Regions from separate parts of the Homo sapiens genome. Here region 2 is linked to region 1. A link is a loop called in an ENCODE intact Hi-C map of the cell type or tissue named here. Cell type or tissue: PC-3. All regions are shown on one strand. Each heading gives the region's core, and the rest is flanking DNA. Links, peaks and the distances in the headings are about the cores only.

Region 1 (16,330 bases), core at 3,394-11,393:
TAAGTCAATTCCTAAGTATTTTATTTTTTGATGCTATTATTAATGGAATGGTTTTCATAACTTCTTTTCTGGGTTGTTCATTGTTAGTGTATAGAAATGCAACTAATTTTGTATGTTGTCTTTGTATCCAGGTACTTTGCTGGTTTTGTTTATTCTAACAAATTTTTGTGGAATCTTTAAAGTTTTCTACCTATAAAATTATATTATCTGTGAATGGAGATAGTTTAACTTCTTCCTTTCCAATTTGGATGCTTTTTTTTTTTTTTGGAAATAAGTTTCTCTTCCTGTTAAATACAAGAGAGAAAATCAACCAAATCAAATATTTTGTTTAATACAATGGATATATTTGGGGGAAATTTTTTAAAAATTAAAAAGGAGACAGTACAAATAAATATATTAAGATGAAACAGGGAAGATAAACTAAGATAAAGCAGATATCAAAATAATAAAAAGAATCATATGGACTTTATACAAATAAATTTGAACATTTATATAAAGTGAACAATTTCCAAGGAAAATATAATTTCACGTAACTGAGTCAGGAAGAAATAGAAAACCAAAGGGACCTATAATCATTAAAGATGCTGAATCTATAATTATATAAAACTCTATTCTACCACTCCTAAAAAAGAAGGAAGAGGAGAAAATGGAGAAGGGGAAACTGAAGAACTACCACCAGGTCAAAATGATTTTAATAGCTAGTTCTACCAAATATTGGAACAGGCAAATCCAGTCTTATACAAATGCTTCCAGAGAGTTCAGACGACCCAAATTGTTCTCAAAGATGATTTAATTTTCTTCTTTGAGGAAGAACAATTCTGTTTCTTCTCAATTTCTTGAATTTGCTTTGGTAACTTTTACTTTCTTTTCATACAATGTTCAAAGGAGGAGAACGGGCTGAAAAAATATTATTCCTTTATCTAATGGAAGAATGGTCAATATGAAATCAGAGATACACACACACACACACACACACCCCCATCCACACACACACCCCCTCCATTTTAAAGGAAGTGTCAATATAGATGCTTTTTATTTCTTTTTCTTGCCTAATTGCTCTGGCTAGAACTTTCAGTACTGTATTTAATAGAAGTGATGAAGGCAGATGTCCCTGTCTTAGGTCTGATCTTAGAGGAAAAGCTTCTGGTCTTTCACTTTTGAGTATTATGTTCACTGTACATTTTTCATATATTACTTTGATTATGTTGAGGTAATTTCCTTCTATTTCTAGTTTGTTGGGGGTTTTTGTCATGAAAGAATGTTGAATTTTGTCAAATTCTTTTTCTGCATCAATTGAGATAATCATTTGGGTTTTCCCCTCTTCATTTTAGTAATATGGTGTATTACATTTATCAATTTTCATATGTTGAACAATCTTCTCATTCCACTTGGACATGGTATATATTCCTTTTAATATGTTGCTGGGTTCCATTTTCAGGTATTCTGTTAAGAATTTTTGCATCAATGTTCATAAGAAATATTGGTCTGTAGTTTTCTTGTAGTATCTTTGTCTGACTTTGATATCAAGGTATTACTGCCCTCATAGGACGAATTAAGAAGTGTTTCCATTTCTTTAATTTTAAGAAAAAGTTTGAGAAGAATCTGTGTTAGCTCTTCTTTAAATGTTTAATAGAACTCACCAGTAAAGCCATCAGGTCCTGGGCTTTCTTTGTTGGGAGATTTTTTTCATTACTGATTTAACCTCCTTACTAATTATAGATCTGTTCAGATTTCTATTTCTTTGTGATTAGGTCTTGGTAGGTTTGTGTTTCTAGGAATTTGTCCATTTTATCTCGGTTATTCAATTTGTTATAATACAGTTGTTCATGTAATCCTTTTTATTTCTGTAGAATTAGTAGTAAAGTCCCCAGTTTCATTCTGATTTTAGTAATTTGAGTCTCTCTTTTTTTCTCTTGGTCAACCTAGCTAAAGATTTGTCAACTTTGTTGATCTATTCAAACAACCTATCTTTGATTTTATTGATTTTCTCCATTGTTTTTCTCTCTCTATTTCATTTCTCTCCACTTGACTCTTATTTCCTTCCTTCTAGCTTTGGGTTTAACTTTTTTCTAGTTCCTTAAATGGTAAAGTTAGGCTGTTGATTTGAGTTCTGCTTTTTAATATTAGTGTTTATAGCTATACATTTCCTCCTTAGCACTACTTTTTCTGTGTCCCATAGTTTTGGTATGCCATATTTTTGTTTTCATTCATCACTAAATCACCCTTGTGATTTCCTCTTTAATCCATAGGTTGTTTGAGTGTGTTGTTGGCCAGGGCAGTGGTTCATGCCTGTAATTCCAGCCCTTTGGGAGGATTGCTTGCGGCCAGGAGTTTGAGACCAGCCTGGGCAACATAGCAAGACTCCATCTCTACAAAAGAAAAAAAAAATAACCAGGCATGGTGGTGGGTGCCTGTGGTCCTAAATACTCAGGAGGCTGAGGTGGAAGGATTGCTTGAGCCCAGGATTTCAAGGCTGCAGTGAGCTATGATTAAGCCACTGCACTGTACTCCAGCTGGGTGACAGAGTGAGACCTAAACTCAAAAAAAGTATGATGTTTAATTTTGAATAATATAAGTTTTCCAATTTTTCTTCTGTTACTCATTTCTAATTTCATTCACTTATAGTTGGAAAACATACTTTTTAGATACCTATCATTTAAAATTTATTAAAACTAATATATGCTGTATCCTGAAAAATGTCTTATGTGCACTTGTGAAGAACGTGTATTCTGCGGTTGTTGGTTAGTGTTCTGTATATGTCTGTTAGATCTAGTGGGTTTATTATGTGTTCAGTTCTCTATTTCTTTACTTATCTTCTGTCTAGTTGCTCTGTCCGTTATTGACAGTAAGCTATTAACTTCCTCAACTATTATTATAAAACTGTCTATTTCTCTCTTCAGTTCTGTCCACTATGGACAGAAAGCTATTAACATCTTCAACTATTATTGTAAAACTGTCTATTTCTCCCTTCAATTCTGTTCATTTTTGCTCATATATTTTGATAATTTGTTATTAGGTACATAAATGTTTATAGTTGCTTCATCTTCTTACTATATTGAACCTTTTACTAACATATAATGCTCTTCTTTGCCTCTTATAAATTTTTTTGATCTGAAGTCTATTTTGTCTTACGTAAGTATAGCCACACTTACCCTCTTTTGGTTACTATTTACATGAAATATCTTTTTCTATCCTTTCATTTTCAATGTATTTCTTTCTTTGTATCTAAAGTGAGTCTCCTGTAGATGGCATATATTTGGATCTTTCAAAAATCCATTTAGCCAATCTATCTCTTGATTGGAGAATTTTATCCATTCACATTTGAAGTAATTACTGATAAGAAGGGACTACTTCTGTCATTTTCCTGTTTGTTTTATATGTGCCTTATAGCTTTTCTTTTTCCCTCATTTTCTGTGGTACTATCTTTTTTTGTGTTTGGTTGTATATTTTTGTAGTGAAATGTTTTAATTCCCTTCTCATTTCATTTTTTTACATTCTATATCTATTTTCTTTGTCATTTCTTTGGGGATTATATTTAATATCTGCAAGTTATAATGCTCTAATTAGAATGTATACCATCTTAACTTCAATAACATAAAAACACTCTGCTCCTTAACAACTCTATTCCCATCTCTTTTAGTTATTGATGTCATGACATTATCTTTTTACATTGTAAGCCCTAAAACATAAACCAATTTTTTTTTTACTTCATTGGCCACCTCCTAAATGATGTAGAAAACAATATGTGGAATTACAAACAAAAGTTACAATAATACTTCCTTTCATAACTGCACATGTATTTACCTTTCTTGGGATCTTTTATCTTTATACTGATTCAAGTTACTGTCCAGTGTCCTTTCACTTCACCCTGTAGGATTGCTGCTGCTGAGCTAAGAGCTGAAATTGACTGCAATTTACTGTTCTAACCTTCACCTGGAATTTGCAAGCCTTCAATAGACTCCAGAGTTCCAAAATAGTTATATTGCACTGATTCTGCCAGTGTAATTATTGTCTAGGTAGGAAGATAGATTCTGTTGGTTCCTACTCTGCTGTCTCCCCATAATTTTTGCCTGCTTAGCCTTTAAGGGTCTTGCAAATTGTGATGCTTCTAGACTATCAATAACTAATATCTCACACACAAGATACATTTACAAAGAAGATTATCATTTGTGAGAGTGGATATAAACCTATATTTCAGATAGACATTAATATTTTTGAGAAATTTTGGCCAACTTCTAGTCATATATTTCTCTACAACATTTCTTTTACAAATTGTCATGTGACTGATAAAGGGCTTGTACTAGGTAGTCACAAAATAACAGATTTGCCATTTTGTGTGCATCCTTGCATTATTAACGTGATAGAGTTGGTCTATGATTTCTCTGCAACATCTTTTTTTTGTTGTTGTTCCACTTGGGAAGGTTGATTTAACTGAAATTTGAGCATACCTCTGTAAATCTACTTCCCCTGGCTGAAGCCCACGTGCCTCAAACTGCTGAAAGTGAAGTACATGTGGCTACCACTGTCAGCTCCTCATGGGATTCTTCCACCAGTACACCTCCCATGCTGAGTGGGCAACATGGCTAGAGAATAGGTGACTGAGTGTGGACCATGCTTCTAGTAAATAACAATTGTCCCCACCCAAATCTTATCTTGAATTGTAGCCCCCATAATTCCCATGTGTCGTGGGAGGGACCTGGTGAGAGGTAACTGAATCATGGGGGTGGGTCTTTCCCATGCTGTTCTCATGATAGTGAATAAGTCTCACAAGATCTGATGGTTTTATAAAGGGGAGTTCCCCTGCACACACTCTTTCTTGCCTGCTACCATATAAGATTTGACTTTGCTCCTCATTCACCTTCTGCCATGATTGTGAGGCCTCCCAGCCATGTGGAACTGTGAGTCCATTAAATCTCTTTTCTTTATAAATTACCCAGTCTTGGGTATGTCTTTATTAGCAGCATGAGAACAGACTAATACAATAATGAAGGCTAATTTCATTTTTTTAAGATAAATGCATATAAATAGAACTTCTAATCCTGATCCCACAGTCCTGTTTTAAAGACTGCTAATTCAGGTCAGTAGTTACGTAGTGGTTTAAAAGTTTCTTAATAGAATAGTTTAATTATGTGTTCAAGATTAGGTTATAGGCTGAGTGGGTGGCTCATGCTTATAATCCCAGCAGTTTGGGAGGCCCAGGTGGGAGAATCACTTGAGCCCAGGAATTTGAGACCAGCCTGGGCAACATAGTGAGACTCTGTATCTACAAAAACATTAGAAATTAGCTAGGCATGATGGCACATGCCTATATTCTCAGCTACTTGGGAAGCTGAGGTGGGAGGACCACTTGAGCCCAGAAGATTGAGGCTACAGTGAGCTGTGATCTCATCACTGCCCTCCAGCCTGGGTGACAGAGTGAGACCCTGTCTAAAATAAATAAATAAGTAAATAAAAGATTAGGTTCTACTAGCAGGGCCAAAAAGGCTACTCCAAAAGGCCAGCTTCCTACACCAAGAAGCCTGCTTCTCTCTCTTGGCTCTCTGTCCCCATGGTAGATTTTCTTCTTGGGCTGGCATCTTCCAGTAAGGTGGGATGTTTTCAGAACAATTCTCTTGGTTCAAAACTGCCTTTTCCTTTCTTTCTTAAGTTTATGTTGTCCTTGTGACTTAAACCATGTGTAATCTTTATAGTCCCATTAAAAAACTTCTGGCAGCTTTTATGTGTGGCTAAAACTTTATCTTTGAAAAATAGACTTTTACTTTTCTTTGCTGATTACTCTGGAACTATCCCCATTGGGCTACTATAAGCTCTGGCAGTGTTGAGGGAGCCATTTAAAATTAAAGTCATTTTTTCCTTCCTGAGCTTAATAGATACCTATTTATGCAAAGACAGAGAAAGGATCTTTGCATTTCCAGGAAATGGGGAAGATCATGAGACTGTGTAAATATGGTTTGAGGCAGAACTGTGACTAATAGAATTTTGTTCCATTCAGGAAATAAGAAAACAACATGAGGAAGGTAAAGAGCAAATTATGAATAGATTTCTGCTTAATAAGATGTCCAAAGAATTAGACAAGGAACATTAAGCCCCATAAGAAGAAGGAAGAGTAATCTGACCTGTTGAAGTTACTGGGAAATAGGCCAGGTTTATCTTTAAGCATCCAGTCTTGCCCTGTTATTGGTAATGATCTCTAATACTTTTATAGCCCTTTGAAATTTACATAGAGCTTTTCTCGCTGGTGGCGTCCTTCTTCCTACATTCTTCCCTGGCTCCTGTGGGCTTTCATCACATCTGATCTCAGAAATGCATTTGCTTAACTCATTCCTAATAAGCAGCTTCAAATCCTTTTTGTAAGAAGACAGGGTCAAATAAAAAAAAAATCATTCAACAAAGGAAAGAATGGCTGATAATGTTAAATGTGTGACCTTTCCAGAGGCATTTGTATTTTATCAGAAGATAAGTTAAACAGATGAATCTCTAATTCTATAAGTAAGGCAGTAGGAGAGATTTTTCTGGAGGGAAGGGAAAACATAACACTCGGAAGTGTCTTATTTTAGATCCCTGAAATAATTTCACATTTAGGAAGCCATTTTGCTTACTGGCAAGGTATTTCTCTTTCCAGCTCTGCATAGCTGATAGCATACACTCCTTAGATTGGTTGAATTTAATTTTGAGTCCAGATTTTCAAACCATTCAAAAATATAAAATCTCAGAATTTTAGAGATTTTGGGAATCTTACCGTTATTGTGGTGAAACCCCTTATTTTATAGATAAGAAATCGAGAACAAGAAATTCTAAATCATTCTGATTAGTCAGATCCGCAAGATCCAAATGCTTTAATAAGGAAACTGAAAATCGGAGGACTAAATGTTTAGCTGACCAAGAAAGTCTCTTGAGATATGTTGTTATTTAGACCTACAGGCAGAGCATAGTGTAGTTTTTTTGTTGTTGCTCCATAAAGGTAACAGAACTACGTCTGAGCAGTAGGAGATGTTACTACTCCAATGCCTATCAATTTGTTATTTTCATCTGTATAATCATTACCTTCTGTCCCTAGGTTAATCGGTATTTCATTATTACTTGCATTAATTTTTTTTTTTTTCTTCCCGAGACAGAGTCTTGCTCTGTCGCCCAGGCTAGAGTGCACAAGTGTGATCTCGGCTCACTGCAACCTCTGCCTCCCAGATTCAAGCAATTCTCCTGCCTCAGCCTCCTGAGTAGCTGGGATTACAGGCATGTGCCGCCATGCACAGCCAATTTTTGTATTCTTAGAGACAGGGTTTCACCATGTTGGCCAGGTTGGTCTCAAACTCTTGACCTCCTGATCCACCCGACTCGGCCTCCCAAAGTTCTGGGATTCCAGGCATGAACCACTGTGCCCAGCCCCACATTAATCTTTTATATTGTAATTATCTCATATTTATGACACTTAATAGATAGAAGAATACTAGAAAAGTCAACTGATGCTTTTTAATAATGGATTCTTCCATCACATTAGCAAATATCTCCTTTCTTACAATATGGTATTGTTGAGCTGCTGGACTTCTTGTTAGCTTTACAGCATCATAGAGTTTATTTTATTGAGATAGAGTCTTGCTCTGTCACCCAAGCTGGAGTACAGTGGCAGAATCATGGCTCACTGCAGCCCTTGACCTCCTGGGCTCAAGTGATCCTCTCACCTCAGCCTCCTGAGTAGCTGGGGGTACAGCTGTGCTACCACACTCAGCTAATTTTTTTTTTTTTTTGTATTTTTTGTAGAGATGTAGTTTTGCCATTGTGCCCAAGCTGGTGTCAAATTCCTGGGCTCCAGTGATCCTCTCAAAGTGCTGGGATTACAGGCATGAGCCACTGCGCCCAGCCCGTCATAGATTTTTGATGGAAGATCTTGAAAGATCATCTTGTCTAGCCACATCATATTTTCAAATGAGACACAGACCCAAAGGGTTATACCCCTAATTTGCAGCAGAGCTGACATGAGAGCCTGATTCCCTTAATCCAAGTCCAGGTCTCTGTCTGCCATATCACAAGACACCATTCTATCAGCTCAGAAGCCTTTGGTGGCTCCGGAAAGACATTTATTCCATATACTTCAAACCTAGGGAATATTGACTAGCATGATTTCGTCAGAATAAATTCATTCCGGAAGAGAACAGGAGACTTAGCAGTTCTTTCCCAATCTTCATGAGATCACAGGAAACAATCTTAGATGATGTGTTTGATTTTTCCTTTCAGCTGTTTTTTGTTTTGCTTGGCCTCATGAGGAAGGAAAACACTTAGCTGAATGATAAAGCCATTAAAGTCTTAATCATCTATTTGTTTAATGTTTTCCTCAGTATTTTCATTTTGTGTTTAAAATTCAGAAGCTCATTTTAAGGAGCAAAGGTTACACGCAAGATTAAGATCAAAGAATTCCTAATAATACTGACTGAGAAACCAAGATCCTAGTCTTTAGAGTAACCATTCTTTCTGAGAAAAGCTGATGACTCATGCTGATTGTAGAAGTTTGTAATATGCCATGAAAATTGAGCACTTAAAATTCAAAGATTTCCTTGGATGCATCTACTCTGAATCATCTGGAGGAAAATTGAATAAAAACAAAACCAAAACCAAAAAACCAAACCAAACAGTCAATTGTCTGGGTATTTTAGCCACATAATGGCAAACATATAGCTATTTGTAAATATCATATGACTGCCTGAATTTTTTATAATCTAGATTTCTAGTCATGAACCCAGTAAAATCTGTATTATCATCAAATAACAATTTATTTCTACACAGACTACAATTGAAAATTTAAGCCACAGATTTTGATGATTACTGGCTTAATAAATGAACATAGCTTAGTTAGATATGAAATAGCACAACTCATATAATCAAAAATTAGTTGAAGGGAAAATATCATGTAAAAGAAAGGGCTGAAGCAATCTAGCTGCAACTTTTAATCAGAAGCTAGCATACTGTCAGCATAATGAGATGTATTATATATGTAAATGCTCATTACGATAACAATTTTAAAATTTCAGTATAATGGCAGGGTCTCTAGAACACTAAGCCTTGAGCTCTACTGATTACTATTAGGAGGGAATATTCACACATCACTTTTATTTATTTATTTTTTTTGAGACGGAGTCTCGCTCTGTCTCCCAGGCTGGAGTGCAGTGGCGTGATCTCTGCTCACTGCAAGCTCCGCCTCCTGGGTTCACGCCATTCTCCTGCCTCAGCCTCCTGAGTAGCTGGGACTACAGGGGCCTGCCACCACGCCCGGCTAATTTTTTGTATTTTTAGTAGAGACAGGGTTTCACCGTGTTAGCCAGGATGGTCTCGACCTCCTGATCTTCTGATCCGCCCTCCTCGGCCTCCCAAAGTGCTGGGAGTACAGGCGTGAGCCACCACGCCCAGCCCACCCATCACTTTTAGTTTTAAGGATTCACACTCATCTGTCTGGGAGATTTGCAAAGAAATCCCCGGTGCCCTGAAAACAGGAGAAAAAAACCTACTAAAGCAGGAGATTGTACCAAATGAGAAAGGTCTGGTTTTGTCCACATTTATTCATCGGTCTGCTCATAGCTACTTAACCTTTCATCACTAGAACCTGGGGCTTTGTTTTCTTTGTTTTTTATTTGTTCACACAAGCAGTAACTACCTTTATGTACGTACTATTTGGATGATGAAAATAATTTAATGTAGCTTGGCCCAGCCTTGTTGAATGTCATCACCTCAGAGACAACCCCTGACCACTCAACCCACATATCAGACTTTACTCCATCATCAGGTTTCATTTTCTTCAAAACAACCATGGTTATCTAAACTGGTCACCTTAAAAAAAATTCAGTTATGTGTTTACAGTCCATTTCCTCCACGGGGTATAAGCATAATAAGATCAGGTTCTTTGGCCATCCTGTTTGCTGCTGAATCCCCAGTGTCTAGGACAGAGCATGGCACGTGAAAAATATGTGTTAATCCATATTTAATCCATATTTAATCCAAAAAAATATGTGTTAAGTGAATATTTGAGTGTCTAAAGCACATAGCCTTAATTAGATCTCTTTCCTCTAGAACACTAAGTTCAAAGTTGCCATCAAGGGTTACATGGAAAGAAAGTCCTATTAAGTATAAGACAAACAGAGACATTGGAAAAAAGAAGACTGAATAAAATAAGCAGAGCCAGTGCATGAAAGGATGTAAAAAATAAAATTAGCACCAAATGATTTTACAGGTAAATATTCAAAGGACAGCAAAAAGATTAAAAAGTAGAAATAAAGTAGAGGGAAAAAAAGTCAGCTATTGGTACAAAGGTTTTAACTGCAGGATTGGGATGCTTCCTGCAATGATCTTTAAGAGTTAGAATCCTGGACAAGTCAGAAGGACAGAGGATAAGAATTTCTGGCACAAGAAATGAGTCATTGGAAATAGATGGCCCTGATTCAAATCCAAGTTCTCCCATTTTCTTCCATGTGATCCATGGTAAGTCACTTAGTTTCCTCAGCTGTTGGCTTACTCAGTGAAAACTGCTATAACAAAAATACCTTAGACTGGATAATTTATAAACAACAGAAATTTATTTTTCACGGTTCTGGAGGCTCTGAAGTCCAAGATCAAGGTGCCAGCAGATTTGGTTTCTGGCGACTTTCTGATTCGTAGATGGGAACTTCCAGCTGCATCCTCACATGATATAAAGGACAGTGTCTCTCTGGGGCCTCTTTTATAAGAGTATTAATCTCATTCTTGAAGGCAGAGCCCTCATAACCTAATCATCTCCCAAAGGCCCCATCTTTTAATACCAATATCTTGGTGATTAGATTTCAATGTTTGAATTTTAACAAGACACAAATAATCAGACCATAGTAGCTGTAAAGTCTAGATAATTCTGAGATAAGGCCTAAAGGAGATATACATGTATTTCTCATTGAATGTTCAATACCGTTACCCTTTATTATGTATTTTTCAATTAATAAACAGGGTGCTAGTGAGAAAAGCTCTCTTGCCTTCCTTCCACAACTAGGTTACTCTTGAAGTCAAAGGAGTGGAAGTTTGTGTAGAATTTCAGCAACCACCTACAGGTACGTCTTGTACCATCTCTTTTCCTCACTATTAAACACTAGAGTTTGCATTAGAACCCTACATCTAGAATGGAAAATAAGAACTAATAAGGGTAAGGAGTTCTACTTATAAGCTCTGTACAGAAAAATATAACTCATCACCAAAGGTTCACCTACATCTTGTGCTGTTTTCACCATAATGTCTAGATACTTCATTTGTGACATTTAGCACCTGCAACTGTGTCTATGTGTTTTTATAACCTGTTCTCCTGGGGCAAATTCTTCCAGTGCAGAGGTCTGTCTTACTCATTGTTATGGACTGAATTCTCTCCTCCAAAGATTCATACATTGAAGCCCCAACCCCCAATATGACTATTGGGAAACAGGGCCTTTAAAGAAGTAATTAAAGTTAAATGAGTTCATAAAAGTGGGACCCTAATCCAATAGGAATGGTGTCCTTATAAGAAGAGATACCTGGAGTGCTCATGCCCACAGGTAAAAGGTCACGTGAGGATACATTAAGAAGGCAGCTGTCTGTAGGCAAGGAGAGAGGATTGAGGAGAAACTAATCCTGATAGCATCACGGTCTTAGACTTCTAGCCTCCAGAACTATGAGAAATAAATTTCCATTGCTGAAGCCACCCAGGCTGTGATACTTTGTTATGGCAGCCCTTGCAGACTAATACAATCATCTATGGTGAATATGGTAGACTGACACTCAGAATCCCTTCCAACCTCCTTCCCGCGCCTGGTTCTGTACTGCCAGAGAGCTTACAATGTTCTCTTTCAGATATCTGCACTGCCGTGTTTACTGCATGACTATTCACAACAGCCAAGAAATGGAATCAACCTAATTGTCTGTCAGTAGATGAATGAATAAAAAATTTGGTATATATACACACAAGGGAATATTCTTCAGCTATAAAAAAGAATGAAATCCTGTCACTTGTGGCAACATGGATGTACCTGGAGGACATAATGTTAAGGGGAATAAGCCAGGCGCAGAAAGACAAATACCACATGATTTCATGCAAAGGTGGAATCTAAAGAAAGTTGACCTCGCAGAATTAGAGAGTAGAATAGTGGTTACCAGAGGCCAAGGCGGGGAGGGGGTCAAGAGATGGGGAAAGATACATAGTAAGAAAGAGTTCTGGATTTCTATTGCATAGTAAGGTGACTATAGCAAGTAACAATGCATTGTGTATATTTCTTTTTTTTAAATTTTATTTCCATAGGTTTTTGGGGAACAGGTGGTATTTGGTTACATAAGTAAGTTCTTTAATGATAATTTGTGAGATTTTGGGGCACCCGTCTCCTAAGCAGTATACGCTGAATCCAAAATAGTCTTTTATCCCTTATCCCCTTTCCACCTTTCTCCCTGAGTCCCCAAAGTCCATTGCATCATTTTTATGCTTTTGCATCCTCACAGCTTAGCTCCCACTTATGAGTGAGGACATATGATGCTTGGTTTTCCATTCCTGAGTTACTCCACTTAGAATAGTAGTCTCCAATCCCACCCAGGTTGCTGCAAATGCCATTAATTCATTCTTTTTTATGGCTGAGTAGTATTCCATCATACATGTATACCACAGTTTCTTTATCCACTTGTTGATTAATGGGCATTTGCATTGTATATTTCAAAACAGCTAAAAAAGAAGATCTTAAAAGTTATCACTACAAAGAAATGATAAAACTTTGAGGTGATGAACGTGCTAGCTACCTGTGTTGTATCAATTTGCAATGCATACATGTATTGAAAAATCACACTGTACCCCACAAATATGATTATCATGTGCAAATAATAAATATTAAAAATTTATAAAATTAAAAAAATTGTTTTCTTCCAGTCTGCAAATGTAAATTAAATCCCCCAATTAGATGACCTCATGTAAGATTTCAAAGGTGGAAGTGAGGCAGGGGCCATCTTCAGCTGTTGCATGTGTTGCCGGAACAAGCACAGTCGTGGAGGTGCTGTGTTTTTCTGCAGCAGCATGGCAGTATCCAGTTCCCAGTTCAGAGGGTATTGAGAGAGTTGCGGTGGTTGAGGTAGCCTCTTGATCAGTAGGTGGCAGCTAAGGCAGTGTATCCTCAAACTCAACAGTTCTTGATGGCTGTCTTCTGACTCCTCCTCCCCCTGATCATGGTGAAGATAGCAGCTGCCTTGGTGGGCCACCTTGGCAGTGTGATTCTGAGAGCTATTTTTGGAAAGGAAGTCTATAACTAGCTCCCAAGACTTTCCAACTACCTTGTGTTTAATGGTCTGGATCAAATTTCTTTCTGTTTAAGAAAGCTAGGGTGGTTTTTGTTTTTTGTAACTGAGCCCTAACTGATACATTCTTCTTTGTGTTCTTGGCATTAAACAAAATACCTGGAATATTTAAAAGATGAACAAGTGTTTTTTGTCGCTGTTTAAACCAGCAGTTCTCAATCTTTGATATGTATCAGTATCAAATAGATATTGACACTGTATCCACTTAGAAATCTAATAGAGTACAAAGTCTCAACCTCATTGAAATAGACTAGGCCCCTAGTCTTCATATTTTTATCAAGTTCTCTAGATGATTCTAACACTCACCAAAGTTTGAGAAGCACTGGTTTAAACATTCGCTGAGGCCTACCAGGGACCAGGCATGCTTCTAAGCACTTGACACTCAGTGTTTTATTTAATTCTGGTAATAACCTTATAAGGCAGGAAGCATTATTATCCACATCTTATATATGAGAAAACTGAGGTGTAAAGAGCCTTAGAAAAATACCCAGGATCATACAACTGGTAAGATCTTGGGTATCTGTCTCTGTCTGTTTTGCATTGCTATAAAAGAATACCTGAGGCTGGGTAATTTATTAAAAAAAGAAAAAAAAAGTTAGGCCAGGCACAGTGGCTCACACCTGTAATCCCAAAACTTTGGGAGGCCGAGGCAGGCGGATCACCTGAAGTCAGGAGTTTGAGACCAGCCTGGCCAACATGGTGAAACTCTGTCTCTACAAAAATACAAAAATTAGCTGGGCATGATGGCAAGTTCCTGTAATCCCAGCTACTTGGGAGGCTGAGTGGGGAGAATCACTTGAACCTGGGAGGCAGAGGTTGCAGTGAGCCGAGATCACGCCATTGCACTCCAGCCTGGAGGACATGATGAAACTCCACCTCAAAAAAAAAACCAGTTTTATTTGACTCACAATTTCAATGGCTAGAAAGTCCAAGATTGGGCATCTGCATTTGGTGAAGACCTCATGAAGGGGAGGTGGTATGTGCAGAGAGCACATGGCAACAGAGGAAGCAACAACCAGCTTTCATGAGAACCAATAAAGAGAGAACTCACTCACCCCCAAGGGAGGGTATTAATCTCCTCATGAGGGATCAGCCCCAAGACCCAGACAGCTCTCCATTTAGGCTCCACCTCCAACACTGGGGATCAAATTTCAGCATGAGGTTTGGAGGGGATAAGCATCTATACCGTAGCAGTATCTAACCTGTGTCTACCTGACCATAAGCTCCAAACTCATGATCACTATACCCTTCTGCTTGTATCATCTCCATTCTTTGCAGAGCCTAGAAAATGTATCCCGTTTACATCTAAATCAGATTCTTCCAAATAATTGTTTTGAACATAACAATATCCCAGTGTCTCTGACAAGGTCATTTAGTTACTAAAGAAAAAAGTTGGACTCATAACTATCCTTCCAAGGAAACAATAGTCTCTTGGATAAATGCAAAGGTACTTCAAAGTCTAATAAGGCTTATTTAAATCAAGAAATAGCTTGAAGAAATAATTGCTCTCTGTTACAAAACTAACAATTCTCTAAATTTTATTATTATCTTTGAAGTGAGAAATAGCAAAACCGACCCTTAGGTCTATCCATTTATTAGAGAAAATATTATATATTTTCAAAAAGAATAGCTCAAAATAGTATTATCAAGCTGCAAAGCCCCACATTCTTTTCTCTTTATTAATCATGTTTCTGACATTTTAAGATTGCATCTCTAAGATGTAATAAAATCTTATTATTCTTCTAATATCTAGAAATTAATAATGTAGAGGAAGATATTAGATGTCCAGAGGAAGTTTTCCCAGAGATGTGAAGAATGCACAATGGAAAAAGGGAAATATTCTCCTCTTTTATACTTTATAAGCTTTTCAGTCAATAGAAGTTATCGAATTTAAATATAGTCACTGTTAGAAAGGAGGAGTTCTGAAAACTTCTGGAATTGTCAATTTCATCACCAGTTGGGCTTGTTAGAGAAAAGTGAAACCTGAACATTTGTGAGGCAAAAATTACTCTGATTTGTCCCAGAGAAGAAATGTGAACAAGTTGCATGCAAATCCCAGCTGTTATTCTGGACTTTATTGTGACTTTTGACAAGTTATCTACCTTTCAGGTGTTCATTATCTAGTCTGTTAAAATTAGAGAAAATAACCCCTACCTTGTGAGGTGTTACAAGGGTTAAATGAGATACATTAGTTTCTTTCTGTGGATCTGTGCAGGGAGCAGAAAAAAGAAAAATTAAGAAAAGAAAAGAAAAGACACAGTAACAAGTCACCCACACCAAGATAGTAGAAAATCACAGGACAAACTGTCAGAAAATTTGGCTTTGAACTTGGAACTCTGCCTCCATCTTGTTGTGTGACTCGAAGCAATTCTCTTAATTTTACCCTTGGAAAGAATACATTTCACTCTTGTCAAAAGGAGATGAAATTTTTGACTTCCCAAGTTTGTTCTAATTTTGATGGCTCTTGTTTCAGGAATATAAAAATAATTCTTAAAATTTATAAAAAATGTTACATCTTCACTCACCCTGAAAACCAAAAAATGTACTTTTTAAGCATCCACATTTCCTGTCCTCTTTCTTTATTTGTATTGTCAAGTGAAGTTGTTCCAGCGAATGAGTCAGTTGAGATGGAAACATTTATTTATCTGATGTAATGTGTCAGTGGTGCGCTTTCAAAGTGTTTCTAGTATGCTTTGACAGTAAGTAACGGCATTAAAAAATGCTCTGACAAAAATGCTAGTGATAAATCACAGCTGTCATTCCCCTTCTCCCCAGGGGCTGCAGTTTGATTTTGCCACCTTTCCTTTTCGTTAACAAAAGTGCTATTTGACATATATTTTATGTGTAGTTCCATGAACTAAACTTCATTTTGTTTGGGGAATCTGGAAAGAATCTCACACTTTGTTTGAGGCTCTACACAACAAATCACTGGATTGAAATTCCTGCGGGGGGGGCATTCTGGAAGGGACTTTGGACCCCGCTCAAGAAGTCAGTCCCCAAGAGTGGAGTCCAATTCAGCAGA
Region 2 (16,330 bases), core at 5,244-13,243, 150 kb after region 1:
CAATAAACATACGTGTGCATGTGTCTTTATAGCAGCATGATTTATAATCCTTTGGGTATATACCCAGTAATGGGATGGCTGGGTCAAATGGTATTTCTAGTTCTAGATCCCTGAGGAATCACCACACCGACTTCCACAATGGTTGAACTAGTTTACAGTCCCACCAACAGTGTAAAACTGTTCCTATCTCCACATCCTCTCCAGCACCTGTTGTTTCCTGACTTTTTAATGATCCTCATTCTAACTGGTGTGAGATGGTATCTCATTGTGGTTTTGATTTGCATTTTTCTGATGGCAGTGATGATGAGCATTTTTTCATGTGTGTTTTGGCTGCCTAAATGTCTTCTTTTGAGAAGTGTCTGTTCATATCCTTCGCCCACGTTTTGATGGGGTTGTTTGTTTTTTCTTGTAAGTTTGTTTGAGTTCTTTGTAGATTCTGGATGTTAGCCCTTTGTCAGATGAGTAGGTTGCAAAAATTTTCTCCCATTCTGTAGGTTGCCTGTTCACTCTGATGGTGGTTTCTTTTGCTGTGCAGAAGCTCTTTAGTTTAATTAGATCCCATTTGTCAGTTTTGGCTTTTGTTGCCATTGCTTTTGGCGTTTTAGACATGAAGTCCTTGCCCATGTCTATGTCATGGTATTGCCTAGGTTTTCTTCTAGGGTTTTTACGGTTTTAGGTCTCACATTTAAGTCTTTAATCCATCTTGAATTAATTTTTGCATAAGGTGTAAGGAAGGGATCCAGTTTCAGCTTTCTACATATGGCTAGCCAGTTTTCCCAGCACCATTTATTAAATAGGGAATCCTTTCCCCATTGCTTGTTTTTGACAGGTGAGGGCAGAGTGTTTTAAAAAGTGATTCTTGAAAATTTATCATTTGAAATTTTCTAAATTTGGATAAAAATGTAAGAGTATCACAAATGAAAAAAATTTTATAATAGTTTTACGTTAAAGTGATTGCCCAATTTATATGTCATTTCTTATGTGCTTTTTATTATAAAAATAATTTATTTCTCAGAAACATTTACCATAAATATATTTTCTAGAAGTAAGAGAAAGCTTTAGGACAAACTAAATCTTTTGTGGCTATATGTAGACATTTTAGGTATAATTCTGCCGTATTAGCATAGTTCAGACTTACACATTCAGTTTCTTATAACTCTTCTAAATGAAGTAAATTACTATCATGTGTAGCTTCATCCTGATGAAGTTTAATTTTTACTTAATTGGTAATTAATCCAGGTTAGATTTTCTAGTTAATTTGATTGAAATTGTCATCTTCATATAATCATACCATTTTCTAGCAGATTTACAATTGAACTGTCATTTCCATACAGATACAAAAATTAGAATCTCAGAAGTTAAAACAACTCAGGTTAGAATAAGAGTTGGCAGCTCTTTGCTTGTATCACAGGATTGCACACCAGTACGTACTGTCTAACATACCACTTCTGGCATTATCACCTTACAATCGCCAATATTCTCCTTAGAGCAGTCTCAGATAGCTTGTCTTCTCTAGGGCAACAGGGACTCTAGGGAGATATATTTAATCATAGAGCTTCTTCTAAAATTACTGTGCTTCTACGAGTCTGCTAAACTAAGGGAAAGTTAATACAAATGTTTCTTTAGGAATTGTTTTTCCTCTAGGCAATAGTAGAAAGTTGTTTGTAAGTATATTTTCTTGTTGTATTATTTTACCCTAATTATATATGTTTATTGTTGTATTTGTTGATTGGTTCTATTAGTTTATTATTGCTGCCATAAATTTAGTTGAGTTTGAAATTGGTTTCATTGGGCTTGAATCAAGGCATTGGCAGGGCTGTGTTACTTGTGGATGCTCCAGAGGAGAATCTGGGTTTTTCTTGCCATTTATAGAACCTAGAGTGCCCTTTATAGAACCTAGTGTATTCCTTGGCTTGTGTCCCCTTCCTCTGTCTTCAAAGCCAGCAGAGAGCATCATCACATCTCTTTCTGACTTTGACCCTGCTGCTTCTCTCTTTCATGTATAAGAATCCTTGGTTACATTGGGCCCAGCCAGACAATCCTAAATAATCTCCCCATTTAAAAATCTTCTATTTAATCACATCTGCATAATCCCATTTGTCACATAAGTCACATTTTGTGTGACTATACCAGAATACCTGAGGCTAGGTAATTTATAAAGAAAAGAGGCTTATTTGGCTCATGATTCTGGTGGCTGGAAAGTCTAAGATTGAACAGCCTATCTAGTGAAGGTCTTATGCTGCTTCAACTCATGGCACAAAATGGAAGGGTAAGCAGGTATATACAAAGAGACCAAACATGAGAAGGAGCAACCTGCTTTCATGGCAGCTAGTCCTGTCCCACAGAGATACATTAATCTATTCATAAAGGATCTGCCCACATGACCCAGACACCTCCCACTAGGCCCATCTCCCAACACTACCACATTGGGAATCATATTTCAACAGGAGTTTTCACAGGAAAAAACCATATCCAAACTGGTAGCACACAAATTTCAGGGATTAGGATGTGGACATCTTCGGGGGCCATTATGCTACCTACCACAGTGGTATGTGAAAGTTTGGCAGGAGAAGAGATTAATATTTATAAATTTAGAATTTTTAGAGCCTAATGGTTTTTCTTAATTATTGGAAAATATTTATTATATTAATAGGTCAAAAAAAATTCACATGATTATCTTAATAGACGCCAAAAATTTATTTGAGACCATATTTGATAATATCGATTTTTAAAAAGTATTCAGTTGTAGTAAAACAAATCACAACATAAAATTGACCACTTAACCATTTCTAAGGGTACAGTTTAGCACTGTTAAGTATATTCACATTGTTTTGCAACTTAATATTCATTTTTATACTTTTTATACACTAGAAATCAAGTATTAATATATTTTCTTGACATAATAGTATTTATCTGAAACCAACATTTGCAATATTAATGTAAGTTAATGTTACTCATTAGTGAAATACTAGAGATGTTCCCACTAAAGGAAGGAAAGAACATATCATTTTGGAATTTCTCAACAATGGAATAAGAAAAATAAAATAATAAATAACAGAAAGGACACAACATTATTGTTAACTATAGTTATTTAAAAATTCAAGGGATTGGACTGAAAGCCAGTAGAACTAATAAGATGATTCAGTTAACTGCCTCTTTACTGAATAAAATATTAAAATCCCTTACTCTTTTAAATATGAGTAATAATGATTTAGACTATGTAATAGAAAATAGAGTTAGGCAACATAAGGTATTGGGCTTGTTCACACAGCTCCCTTTTAGACTGTAAACATATAGAAATGCTGGAAAAAGAACACAAGGGATATAAATATACAGCCAAATAGCCATCACATTTTTCAATGTGTATACTCTCTGACTGGGCAATTCTATTCCTATGTATTTGTTCCACAGAGACACTCATATGTGTAAAATGATACAGTAAAAGGCTAATTGTTTTGGTATTGTCAGAAACAGCATAAAGTTGAAAATGAATGTTCATATATTGGGGAGTAACCCATTAAATGAATCATGGAGTACATATTCAGTGAAACATGATACAGCCCTTTAAAAATGAATGCAGCGGGTCAAGCACAGTGGCTCACGCCTGTAATCCCAGCACTTTGGAAGGCTGAGGCAGGAGGATTACTTGAGCTCAAGAGTTCAAGACCAGCCTGGGCAACATAATTAGACCCTGTCTCTACCAAAAAAATTAAAAAGAATGAGGCAGCTCTGTATATACTGATATGAAAAGATCTCTTTAATGCATTGTTTGTTTGTTTTTTCTTTTTTTTTATTATACTTTAAGTTTTAGGGTACATGTGCACAACGTGCAGGTTAGTTACATATGTATACATGTGCCATGTTGTTTTAAGAAGCAGGTACCAAACATTGTGTATGGTGCTCCTACCACTTGAACTGAAACTACTCTCGTCAAGGTCATCAAGAACTAAACCCAATGACCAATTATCCATCCTCCTTTTAACTAATCTCTCAACAGCATTTGATTCATTTTTGCTGTTTCTTCACTTGGGTTTCAAGACACCACATTCTTTTTAGTTTTCCTCTTACTTTTCTAGTCACCAGTGGCAAATTCAGCATTTTGCGGACCTAAAGCTTATAAAATTTGGAAGGCCTTCTTTAAGAAAAAGAATATCATATTATAAATACAAAACCAGATAAGAACACATATTTTTGTTTTGAATGAGGAAAAATTTGTAACAGATTATTAGAACTATAGAGATTCAGGTGTTTTTCTTCTGAGATCTTATTAAACAGTTTACCTTTTCTAGAAACAGTTTCTAGAAATGCATACATAGAAATGCTTTCTGATTACACACTGACTTACTTTCCTTGCCTAGGACACTCTGCGTCTCCCAGCAACTTGCAGCACTCACAGAGCATCATGGTAAATCCACCTTTGATGGTTACTCACTACTCAGTTGTCTAGGCTGGTTCCTTCTCTTTTCTCCAATATCCTAGAATGCCTCAAGTCTCAGTTCTTGGTCTTCTTTTCTCTAGTTACACTCACTCACTTGATGATTCCACCAAGCTCACCTATTTTGTGGCTTTCACTACCATCTATATGTTGATAACTCTCAAATTTGTATCTTCAGTTTAAACTTTTCTTCTATACTCCATACAAGTATCTCCAATTACCTCTTCAATTTTTCCATTTAGATGTCTTGCAGACATCTCAAATTTAGCATGTTGAAAAATGAACCCATGATCTCACTCCCCAAACTGTTCTGCCTGCCACTTTCCCTGTCTCAGTTAAAGGTGTTCCACTCGCTGAGATCAAACATCCTTCTACCTTCAACTTCCACATGTTACTCTCCTTGACTGCTGTCTTTCTCCAAAATATCATCTCAATCTATCAGTAACTCCCGTTGGCCCTGCCGTCACAGTGTATTTAGAATCTGACTTTTCCCCACTTTCACTGTATTGTAAGATGGGTTCCCAGGGAAGCCAATTTAGATGGAGACGAGGATACCAAAGGATTATTAGCGAGTGCTCTTGGAATCAACACATGTATAAGTGCAGTTAATGAAGCAGGATTGAGCATAAGGACAATTCTAGCTGCAATACAGTTTAAATGAAACCCTCAGCCAATGCTGCAGAGAGTTCTAAAGATGGAATAAACTGTCAGACCCATCCTGAGCTGGGGACAAGCATTTCAGACCTTTTTCCCTTGCATCCTCTTCATCAGATATAGGCCATTTCAGGAAAAGGGTGTGACCTTGATATTTGAGCAAAATAGCTCTCTCCAGCAGAGGTAGTCCATGAAAAGAGCTGGCTGCTGAGGGCTATTTGCTACAGCACTACCAGCTGCTATAGTTAGTCCTTCATTCCTAGAGGAGGATCTCTGGGTGGTGTGTCATACATCTGCCACACACTGCTGCCATCTTAGTGAAAGCCACTGTCAATAGTCTCCTAACAAGTCTCCTGGAATGCTTTTGCACATATATCCGCATGCTAAGTTTCTCAACTCCTTTCAATCTTTGATTAGATATCACCTTCTCAAGGAAGCCTACACTGAACAGCCTCTTTAAAGTGTCACCCACTCTTTCTCTGTTCCCCTTTATCTTGTTTCCATAGCACTTGCTACCTAATACACTATATAATGTAATTATCTATCATATTTGCTATTTGTTACACACATTCTGCTCCATCATAATTAAACTCCATAAAAGAGGTGTTTTGTTTGTTTCCTTTTATGTATTCCAAACACAAGGAACAGTGCCTGGTGCATAGTAGGGGCAGAAGAAGAGAATTAGTGAACTGACTAAAAAATAATCTGAGGAAGTCATCCAGAATGGAACAGGGGGGATAAAAGTAAGTAAAAGGCATGGCAGGTTGAATACGTGTAGGTAAATCTTACAGCTTACAGGAGTCAGGTAGAAGTAAATAAAGAAAATGTGGGAGAGGCATCGTTCAATTAAAAATGCCCAAAGCAATTGACCAGACAGGTGGTCCAGTTTTTGGAATTTAAATAACTAAAGGCGTACATATTTAGTCATAAGTAAATTCACTCTAGTGTTGTTTGTAGTTGGGGAAAAGTGGAAATAATTAAATGTTCAACAACAGTACAGGTTAAATAAATTATTGTTCTTTCATACAGTGGAATATTCTGCAACATAAAAATGTGTAAGAAATATTTATCTTACAATAGTGAAAAGAAACTACATATAATCCTGTTTGGTTTGAAAAAATTATATGTATGAGTATGTTAAAAAGCAGTCTGAAAGGATATACCTCAAATTATTAAGACTGATGGGATTATGGCTGTTTCCCCTTTTGTTTATCATCTGTATTTCTTTATTTTTAAAATTAATCTTTTTTTTTTAAACAGAGATGAGGTTTCACCATGTTGATCAGGCTGGTTTTGAACTCCTGGGCTCAAGTGATCCTCCTGCCTTGGCCTCCCAAAGTGCTGGGATCATAGGCATGAGCTACCATGCCCAGCCAATACTCTGTATTTCTAAATTTGTCATTAACATGTACCACTTATGTAGTCATTTAAAATATAATGAAAACAAAGCAGTGGCAGTGGTTGATATGCATTCCACCAGTGAACCTGACTGATTCCCAATCTCCATTACCTATCCTTTTTTCCAAAGCTGTATCCCCTTTCTTGTGTCTTGGACACAAGGATTTTTCCTCTCCCTTCACTCTTGCTGCTAGTTCAGCCTGACTCTGTGCACCTGTTCTGCCTTTTCAGTCATCTTGAGTTCTTTTCTTGGTAATATTTTTAGAATCCCAGGTCTTCTAATACTGAGACCCAGATTTCCTGTCACTAATGGCCTTACTGGGTCTTGGACTGCTGCTCCCAAATTCCAGGCTGGTGTCCTCAATCTAGTACCTCCTAATGGACATCCTTGATCCTGACTTTCTACTGTGCCTATTTTCATCTCCACATAGAGTTGACATACTCTACCCTACTGGTCAGGACAGCTAGCTTCTACCCTTTATTAGGCAACCACTTGTTCTACTGCTGCTGCTGTCCTTTCTAAGTACCACGAGTTGCCTTCCCTCCCACCCTGACATGCCTAACTGCGTGATGCATCCCAGTATGAGTCAAGTTCATTTCCTGCACTTCCCAAATTGCTCTATGTCACAATAGTTACTCAGGGTCTTCTCCATACATTTTTCATCTGTTAAATTTCCCCCAGGTGCTTCTCTTGTCCAGATAGAAAACACAAGAGAAGAGTCAACTGTTAGTTAGCAGTTTGCATTTTCTGCTCTTCAAAGTTGAGGTAGCAAATGGTGAGAACTCTTTGGAAGAATTTGGCATCCCACTGTAATGCTTACCAAAGGTATACCGATAAAGGGCATTCTTCCCACCGCAAGGCACGGTACTTGAACTTGAAGGATGCCTCCTGAGTAGGAAATAATGAATTACCTGGTTTTATAATAGTGCTTAATTGCTATTTTTTTTCCAATGTTATATTCAGGTATTACTTTGTTTTTCCCGGGATACATCTGTGTTGAGTCACTTTGCATTCAACAGTGCCTCGCCACCAAAATCATACATAAGAGGTAAATTTTTAATAATTTTAAGGAAGTATTAAGACTTACATAATCATGCCAAGAATATTTGTTTTATTTTTGGAGATAGTGGTGTTGCCAAATTATTATAAATTACTTAAGATTTCTCTCAGATGACCGTAATTATCCTTTCATACCTCAAATCAGTGCCCAAGTAATTTATCACAAATCACGGGAAAGTGGTTCCCAGAAGCAGCATTTCAAGTTACTTTCTCTGTCTTCCCTGTGTGCTCTACCCTTTATTGTTGTTTTTATGTCATATCTGTTGACTTTTCTTTTTCTTTCTAAGTTTATAACACAGATTTGCTTTTTCTACTTTTTTTAACAATCTATACTTCTCTCAAAACGCTCCACCACACACAAAACTTTGATACAATTTATATGCTTTTAGCTCTCCAATGTCTAGTTTAGTTATTTTTCTCCTCTTTATCACCAGCTGCTTATAAAATATCAATATCCTGCCATCATCTGAAGATACAATTAACTTCAGCTGAATGCCCTTCCCAACTTTTCCTTTTTATTAAATGGTGAACACCCAACACTGAAAGCTCAGACTTCATTGTGTATGGTCATTCTGCCATTTCCATGAAGAAAGAAACTTTCTCCTGTATCTCTTATGTCTGAACTATCTGCCTGATTGCTCCACCTCCTACCCTAGGAGAGGCCACATAACCTTGTGCTGGATTTCAGCTACCCCTAACATAAGGTTTTCTTAGGTCCATTGCTTCTAAATTGAATTTATGGAAACCTTTTGTTTGTTTCTTTAAGTCTTCTGCTGAAAAACTGATTGTAAACTGAATTATCTACTGAGCTCACCTCTAAACTCAGCCAGGATTTTAAGGCCTTTGACCAGTTGATACTGTCCTAACCTAACTAACTTTGCTTCCCTGATTATTCCACAATACCCCATATTCGTTCTAGCCTCCCTATAGTCCCTGCATGTGGAAGGCTTCCCACTTTCCAACCTTAAAAATCATAGGTCCTTGAAGAACTAGCCAGTACCTCACCATGTCCACCAACCCATCATCTATTTCTCTCTCCTCTGAACTTCTAAACACTTAAAGTCTGTGCTAGAAAAGTTAGCAAATATACCCTAATGTTTCATGGTTTAGTCTGGACTATAAACCACATGGTTGAGAGAACATATATATGTTTGCCTCTCAGCATCTAGCCCAGTAATCAATTTTATCTACTTACCTACCTACCTATTCATTATTCCATTCTCTTCTTGCTCACAAGATCAATCCTTTTTGTTTCCACCCTAACCTGAACTGCTCACACTTCTTATTCTTCATTTCGTCTCTGTCACCACCCCTAACAAGAATAAAAAGAACTTTTTTTAACTAAAAATATTACTCTTAGCCCAGTATAAAAATACAAGTGACTTTTCAATAAACTCAAAAGTGTTAGAAAAACTGTCAAAGTAAAAGCTATTTAAAGATATTCAGTGGAAGGTGGAAAAAACTGAGAACTTTTAAGAGTTTTAAAGGAAAGATACTTTTTAAAACTCTCTTAAATATTTGACTATTGTGAATATACTTTACTTTTCTGGGACAACTCTGATTTCAAATATTCAGCCCCATTCTGAAATCATGTGAACTGTTTTGGTATTCAGAAAATATGACCACCATACAGCTAGTCATTTAATTTTTAACTTTCAGCACATTCCATAAAAGTGTACACACAGTATTACAAAGCTTAAGACTTGCTTTAATGAATAGATTAGACTTATTTGTAATTAGCAAAACAATTTTATGCATAATAAATAGATACTTCTCTTCTTAAGTGCCTAAGGAACTTGAAAGCGTTTGTTCTTTTGGTTGTTTTGTGTCGCTTCTGTTGTACTTATGTTCGTGTTACTTTAATTGATGAAAGGGTTTGCTAATACCAAAAGATTGGCTGGTACATTTTTAAGTTAATTTCATATCATGAAATGACATATCAGTTTATAGTAGTTTTTAAAATTCCGTTGTTAGTACATTCACAAAATAAGTTGATTTTTAAAGATTTATTTACTTAATCATATTGAAATCCTCTATGGTTTTCTCTTATAGGAAAACTAGGACTGGAAGAATATGCTGTCTTTTACCCACCAAATGGTAAGAGTAATGCTATTGCTTCCTCTAGTGGGAAGTGAAAAAATTACAACTTTTATAATCAAAATGTGACTTTCTTATTCTCTTTAATGGATAATCATTTATTATCTAAAATAAACCTTCCATAGAATGTATAATTTAATGAAATCCTCCACATTTGTGGTAGGTTTGTGCTAAATTATGCATACTCTCTCTGATTCTCCCTGGGACCAACAGTAAACCTGTGAGAAAGCTGAGTATGCTTAGATCTAAGTCCAAGGCACTTCATTTTCCTGTGAAGAACACTAGCTAATCCAATGCAGACCTTCCTTTTGGGTTTTTTGGAGCTGGGCTTTACTCAATTGAGTGGATTATCTTGTATTGCACCTTATTGTTCTCATAATTTGACCAATGTAGTATTTATGAAACAAAAATATTATTAAAAGGTATCACTGAAATCACCTATTTTGATGTTATAAAGTGATCAAATATATAATGACCTCATTAGACATTAAATATTCTTTTGAGATAACTAGACAGGTTTTAAGATATGCTTCTTGGAAAAGCAATATATAGCAGTCCTTATGATAATATTAAGTTGCATCCTGAAGAAGTTCTTTTACTCCAGCAGAGTTAAGAACATGGGTTTTGTAATCCAGCAGACTTGGGTTCAGATCCCAATTCTTCCAGCTTATCCTATGACCTTAAGTAAGTTACATGACTTCTCTGAACTTCAGGTTCATCATCTGTACCATGTGGATAATAGATTACATGAGATATGGTATATAAAACCACAAAGTGCCTGACATGTAGTGAGTGCTCAGAAGATGTAGCTGTTATGAGTGTGTTTAACTTTACTGATCACTATATCTAAAACTCATACGTGGCTTTGGCTTTCATGGCGCTGTTCTCTCCCTGTGTCTCTCAATATGGAATCTCAGTTTCATGGGCCATCTACCTCTGTCCCTCTTTTAATATCTCACTCTTGTTCTGCTGCTCTTCTCTTTTCTTACTTTTATCTAGGGGCTGCCATTTGCTTTTATGATTCTATCTATTGTTAATTACTCTAAAATATATCCAGTTCGTACCTCTCCCATAACTACCTAAAGCTTAATATGTCCCAGCCTGAACTCACTGTTTTATCTTCTTATGCCCACCCCCAAAAGAAAAAAGAAGAAACTAAATTAAAAAACAAAAAACAAAAACCCACCTATTTCTCTCTCAGTTAATTGAATTGTCATCTTCCTAGTAACTCAAGGCCATCCTAGATTTCTCTCCACCTTGTCCCCAACTCATCTAATAAGTCGCGAGGACCTTCCAATTTTATCTTCCAAATACGTCTGGAACCCTCTCTTCCACACCATCCCCGCTGCCTTGTCTCCTTTCAGTTCTTACTATCTCTAGCTTGTTAATTGCAACAACCATCTAACTGGTCCCTCTTCCCACAGTCTTTTCTAGTTTTGCTGTCTTTTACACTGCTCATTTGAGTTATACATCTAAAGTGAAAATCTGCAAATTGCCATTTTTCTCAAAGTGTTCTTAATGGCTTCCCATCTCTTAACAAGTGATATTCAAGCTTCTCAGCATGACATATGAGGACCTCTTGAGTCTGATCCCTATAGTCTACCTCCTAGCTTCATTTTCCACTATTTCCCATCTCATTTTTAATTATAGCAATATCAAACTATTTATTATTTATACCCACAGCTACATACTCTCACGAAAGCACTATGCTGCTTCCTGTCTCATCACTTCTCATGTTTCCATGCTTAGAATAGCCCATCTAACCTTTCTTCACCTGGCTGTCATCAAGCTCAGTTTAGGCATGATCCTCTTTCAGGAAGCTTTCCCTGAATCCCCAGGTTAGGCTAAGGGCCCTTCCTCTAGACTCCCATAGTACCTGGTCTAAACTCTTTGGTATCTCTAGCTATGTTATCTTGATATTGTTTGTTTATACTTTATCTCCTCCTCTTAATTGCAAGCTTCTTGTAGTTCAGAGCCATATCATTCATTTTTGTTGCCTCAGTATCTAGCATGTAATAGGACTGTAATGAGTATTTATTTGAACTCAATTAGAGGTTTGTTAATTTTAACTTTATATATTACCATTGTTACATCTATTATCCCAGAAACTTACTTTTATAGTAACTTTTTATATTTTATCTAAGAAGCAAGAAACAATAACAAAATACCTCTGAATAGCCAAAAGAGTTGTCCATGGACTCAAGTTCTTCTCTCCATCCATAGAAGTGTTTTTTCAACTTAGTTTAGAATATATTAGCTTTTACTTAACACACATGTCTAACAAATTGGTTAACTCTTTTTTATGCCTCCTACAAAAATAGAAGCATGGAAAAGGCTGATATAGATATGAAAAAATAGCAACAACAGTGAGAAGTAAAAAGGAGACTTCACAAAGGAAAATACAGGAGCTATAAAACAGCGTATTAGACCACTCCAGCAAATCAGTCTGGGGCCATTTTATGTAAAAGCTAGTAACACTGTGCCCTTTAAGAAGGTATCACTAAGTTGCAGCATATTATAATTTAGCATCTTTATAATGAGCTCAAGACACCAAAAAAAATCTCGCTATAGTAATAATTGTAACAGTATAGTTATAGCAGCAGCAGCAAACATTTTCCAAGCAGTACTATATCCCAGGCAATGTGTTAAGTATATGACATATATTAATTCATTTAGTCCTTACAAGAACCTATGAGGAAGGTACTAATATTATCCCTATTTACAGATAAAGAAACTGAGGCATAGAGTGTTAACCTGCCCAACAGGTGAGTGACAAAGCCAAGCTTTGAATCCAAGCTGTCTGGCTTCAGAAGCAACATTCTTATCAGGATGCCCTACTGCCTCAGAAGATGTTGCTGAGCTCATTATAGTGAATTTGGGAAGAAAGGAAAGTAGTTAATGTAATAAAAAGGTAGAGGATGTATGTGATAGGTTCTAGAAAGATTTTCATCCAGAATGAAAACTGTTTAATCCTTAATGAGATAAGCCCACAGCTGTTCATAAATTTAGTTCTACAGAATCATTTCTCCTCTCAGGTTGTTTTAGAACTTGCCAGAATCAAGGAGGACACTTTTCTCTGGGCAATGATTCTGAAGTTTCAGAACAAGAAGAGACAAAGACCAGTCAATCTACTCTCCCCCGCTTTTTTTTTTAACTCAAGGCAATACTTAGCAGCATTTTTATATTACCCACCCTGTTTTGAACCTCTGCCAAAGATATTATTACTTTGAAATCTTGACACCTCTGTCACTACTACCACCAAAACTGTTGTGGCTTTCTTGGTCTCAGGGGACCACACATAGAGGTTAGCCTGCAGCTCACTGACACACTCTCATTCCCTGACCAGGCCAGTGCTTACAGGGTGGCAGAGGTTTTCTCACCACTACCCCCAACATGCCTGTGATTACCTTCCCTGGGAGGGAAATGACAGGCTATGGTGGCATCAGACATTTTGTTCTCTCACTTCATTTGAAGAATCACCAATGGACAGATTTCCTCTAGTAGATTCCCCAAACAGCTAGTGAGCAAAATTTCTGAACTAAGGGAGACTTCTCAGAAGAATTTTATAAGCTTTTTATATTTTTTGTTGTTATTCAACACATATAAATTGTCTTTATTCATTTGATAAATATTTATTTAGCCTAGGTCACTGTTGTAGGAGGGTGATCCACAGTAAATGATACAAACAAAGTACCTGCTGCCAAGGAGCTTACCTTCTAGTAAGGGGAACATAAAATCAGTCAATCATCAGTCAATCAACAAAGGATGAATGAATGAAAGTAATTTCAAAGAATGATGAACTTAACAATGAAAGGGAGCAGAAATTGTAGGAAGTTGGGATGGGCATAGCCATTTTAGATCAAGTAGTCAGGAAAGGTGCCTCTGAGGAGGTGGAATATGAACAGAGACAGACTATATGGAGTATGCTATGCAATGAAATGGGAGAACGTTCCAGAAGAGAGTACACAGCATGTCTGAAGGCAGGAATAAGCTTGATAGTCTGAAGCTCACCAAGATGGCCAGTGTGACTGGCAATAGTGAGCAAAGCATTGACTGATACAAGGTGAGTTAGAAAAGGTAGATGGAGCTAGGTCAGTTAGGGAGATAGTTGACTTAAAGTCTTGTCTAGTAAGTCCAATGTCTGTGCTTCCTCAGGGATTTTTTATTATTTTTTTTCCTGTGAATGGGTTATACTTTTTTATTTCTTCACATGCCTAGTAATTGTTTTATTGTTGAAAATGGAATAATTTGAATATTATACTGTGGTATCACTGGAAATGGGAGTCTTTCTGTCCCCCTCCCCAAGAATTCATTGTTGTTGCTTGTTGTGGGTTCTAGGTGTTGTTTAGTGACTTTTCTAAATATTTTTATAAAGATATTTTATACAGATATTTTTATAAAGATATTTTTCATCTTATATGCTCACTGAAGTCTTTATTTTAGTAGAGTAACAGTCAGCTAGTGATTTGACAGAGATTTTCTTAAATATCTAGAACCAAAAATAAAAACCCCTCTTTCAGTCTTTGCAGATTGGCTGGGTATTGGGGCACTCCTTCAAGGCTTAGCCAGGCTGTTTACAACTGTATGTTAGCCTTCACTTCCTGCTTGCACAGAGCCTCAAAGGCAGTCAGAAGTGGGAGCCTAAGGTCTTCTTGGGTAAGTTTTAGATTCCCCTGTATACACAGATGCTTTCCAAAGCCCTCATGCCCCAAGTAGCTCCTACCCCAGCCTCTTTCTTCCCAGGCTTTTCAATCTGTATACCACCACTCCCATCTTTTATTCCTTCTCCTAGGTGGCTGCAGCTAGTATATATTTTCCTTTAAATGCTTTTGACAAATGCCTCTTGGCAGGCCATGTCAGTCCTGAAAAAGCCCAGAGATGAGGCAAATAAAATGAAGGCAATCTCCTGAGCCAGTCCCGCAGTTAGCTACTATATAGGTCAAAACACACAACCACAATATTTTGATACAAGATCCCCCTGGTACCAGCAATCTGCATCAGGAATGTGAGCCATGGTCTTCATGGCTGCTGCCAAGTTGGGGAGTAGGGTATGGTAGGTGGGCAAATTAAAATGCCATATGCTCTCTTACTAAAATTCTTTCTTCATTAAATATTCCCCTGGTGGTTGTAAGTTTTTATTAAATTCCAGAGTTCAAAAAAGTTGATTCTAACAGTTCCTGCCAGCTTAACCATTGCTTTAATGGAGGAATGGAGTTTGGGAGTTTCCTACTCCACTCTTCTCAGTGACATCTCTCCTCCAATTCCTGACTAATGCTTTTTCTTTTTTTCTTTTTTTCTCCCCCCAAGACAAAGTCTTGCTCTGTCGTCCAGGCTGGAATGCAGTGGGCCGATAATGAACTACTGCAGCCTCGACCTCCTGGGCTTAAGTGATCCTCCCACCTCAGCCTCCCAAGTAGCTGGAACTACAGGTGCACACCACCATGCTGGGCTGATTTTTTTGTATTTTTCATATAGACAGGATTTTACCATGTTGCCAGGCTAGTCTTGAACACCTGGTCTCAAGCAATCCGCCCACCTCAGCCTCCTAAATTTCTGGGATTACAAGCATGAACCACCATGCCCAACCCTGATTAATACTTCTAAACGATCATCCTGTCTACTGTGTAGAATAAAAGTGTCACTAGAATGTAAGCTCCAAGAGAACAAGGACCTTAATAGTTTTGGTGATCAACATATCTAGCACCTAGAATCATGCATGGCATAAAGTCTGTGCTCAGTAAACATTATTGAATAAGTGAGGGAATAAATAAGAAAATGAACATAGAATACAGAGGAATAAGAATAGAAGCAAGGAAACCAGACTTGTAGCAAAAATACACATGTATCTGACTGACTTAATTACAAGTGATAAACAACCATCATAAATTTGTTAATACCATTTGTTTCTTACATGACAGAAGAAAACAATTGTCAGTGAATATTGGGTAGGGGAGTTTCAGTACTCTAGAGCAGTAATTCTCAACCAGTGGCAATTCTCCCAACACACACACACACACACACACACACACACACACACACACACACACACACACATCAGGAAACATTTGGCAATGTCTGAAGACATTTTTGGTTGTCAGCCAGGGGAGAGGGATGCTGATAAACGTCCTACAGTACACTGGACAGCCCCTTACAACAAAGATTAGATAAGGCTCTTAGAAGAAAAATAATCAAAGTACATCATTTTAAATCTTCTTGCAAGTGTCAAATTAATAAATAGCAATGTAGTTTGTCATCCATATTAATTAAATAAATTTAAACTATCTCATATTCTAAAATTCATTTGAGGTATAACTTTAGACTTCAGTGAAAACCTCACTAAAATTTTAAAGTAAGATTTTCAGATTGATATTTAAATGTGGTTATGTTCCTATGTTTTGTGAAATTTTAACTACTGAAATAGAGTAACAAAACCATAATGTGACATTCTAATTCAGAAAGATAATGGAAATAACTAGAAAACAATTTAATCATTGTCCCAATCTCTATTCTTACTGACCTGTAGGCTACATATGGAATGAGAATAAACAGAGGAATTGATTACTTCAACAAATGAATTAAATAAACTGTACTAAGTAATAATATGCTTTCAGCTGGAGTGAAGTTGAAGTGAATCAGATAGGCGAGTTACGGTACAATGATAAATGCTAAGTATTAATAGAGACAAT

Evidence for each region. Peaks named below come from ENCODE experiments on the same cell type or tissue, not always from the same donor. Only the 100,000 strongest peaks of a DNase experiment are listed, where the experiment ranks them.
Region 2: a loop joins it to region 1, with 5 times the contacts of the local background. A loop is called at or near these places in 2 of 110 quality-filtered maps.

What each region holds. Positions count from the first base shown.
Region 1 is chr4:26,560,358-26,576,687 of GRCh38, forward strand. It overlaps a transcript of TBC1D19 not described here. Among named protein-coding and RNA genes, the nearest start is that of TBC1D19, 16 kb to the right of the region's middle. RefSeq lists an enhancer at 7,784-8,983. In PC-3, for the core only: no CTCF peak of the experiment used is centred there; a DNase peak (open chromatin) is centred at 8,394; H3K27ac peaks cover 4,250 bases.
Region 2 is chr4:26,710,482-26,726,811 of GRCh38, forward strand. TBC1D19 (TBC1 domain family member 19) reads left to right here. Exons shown (of 21, transcript NM_018317.4): 14 at 7,452-7,536; 15 at 9,600-9,644. Among named protein-coding and RNA genes, the nearest start is that of TBC1D19, 130 kb to the left of the region's middle. In PC-3, for the core only: a CTCF peak has its summit at 9,661; a DNase peak (open chromatin) is centred at 7,050.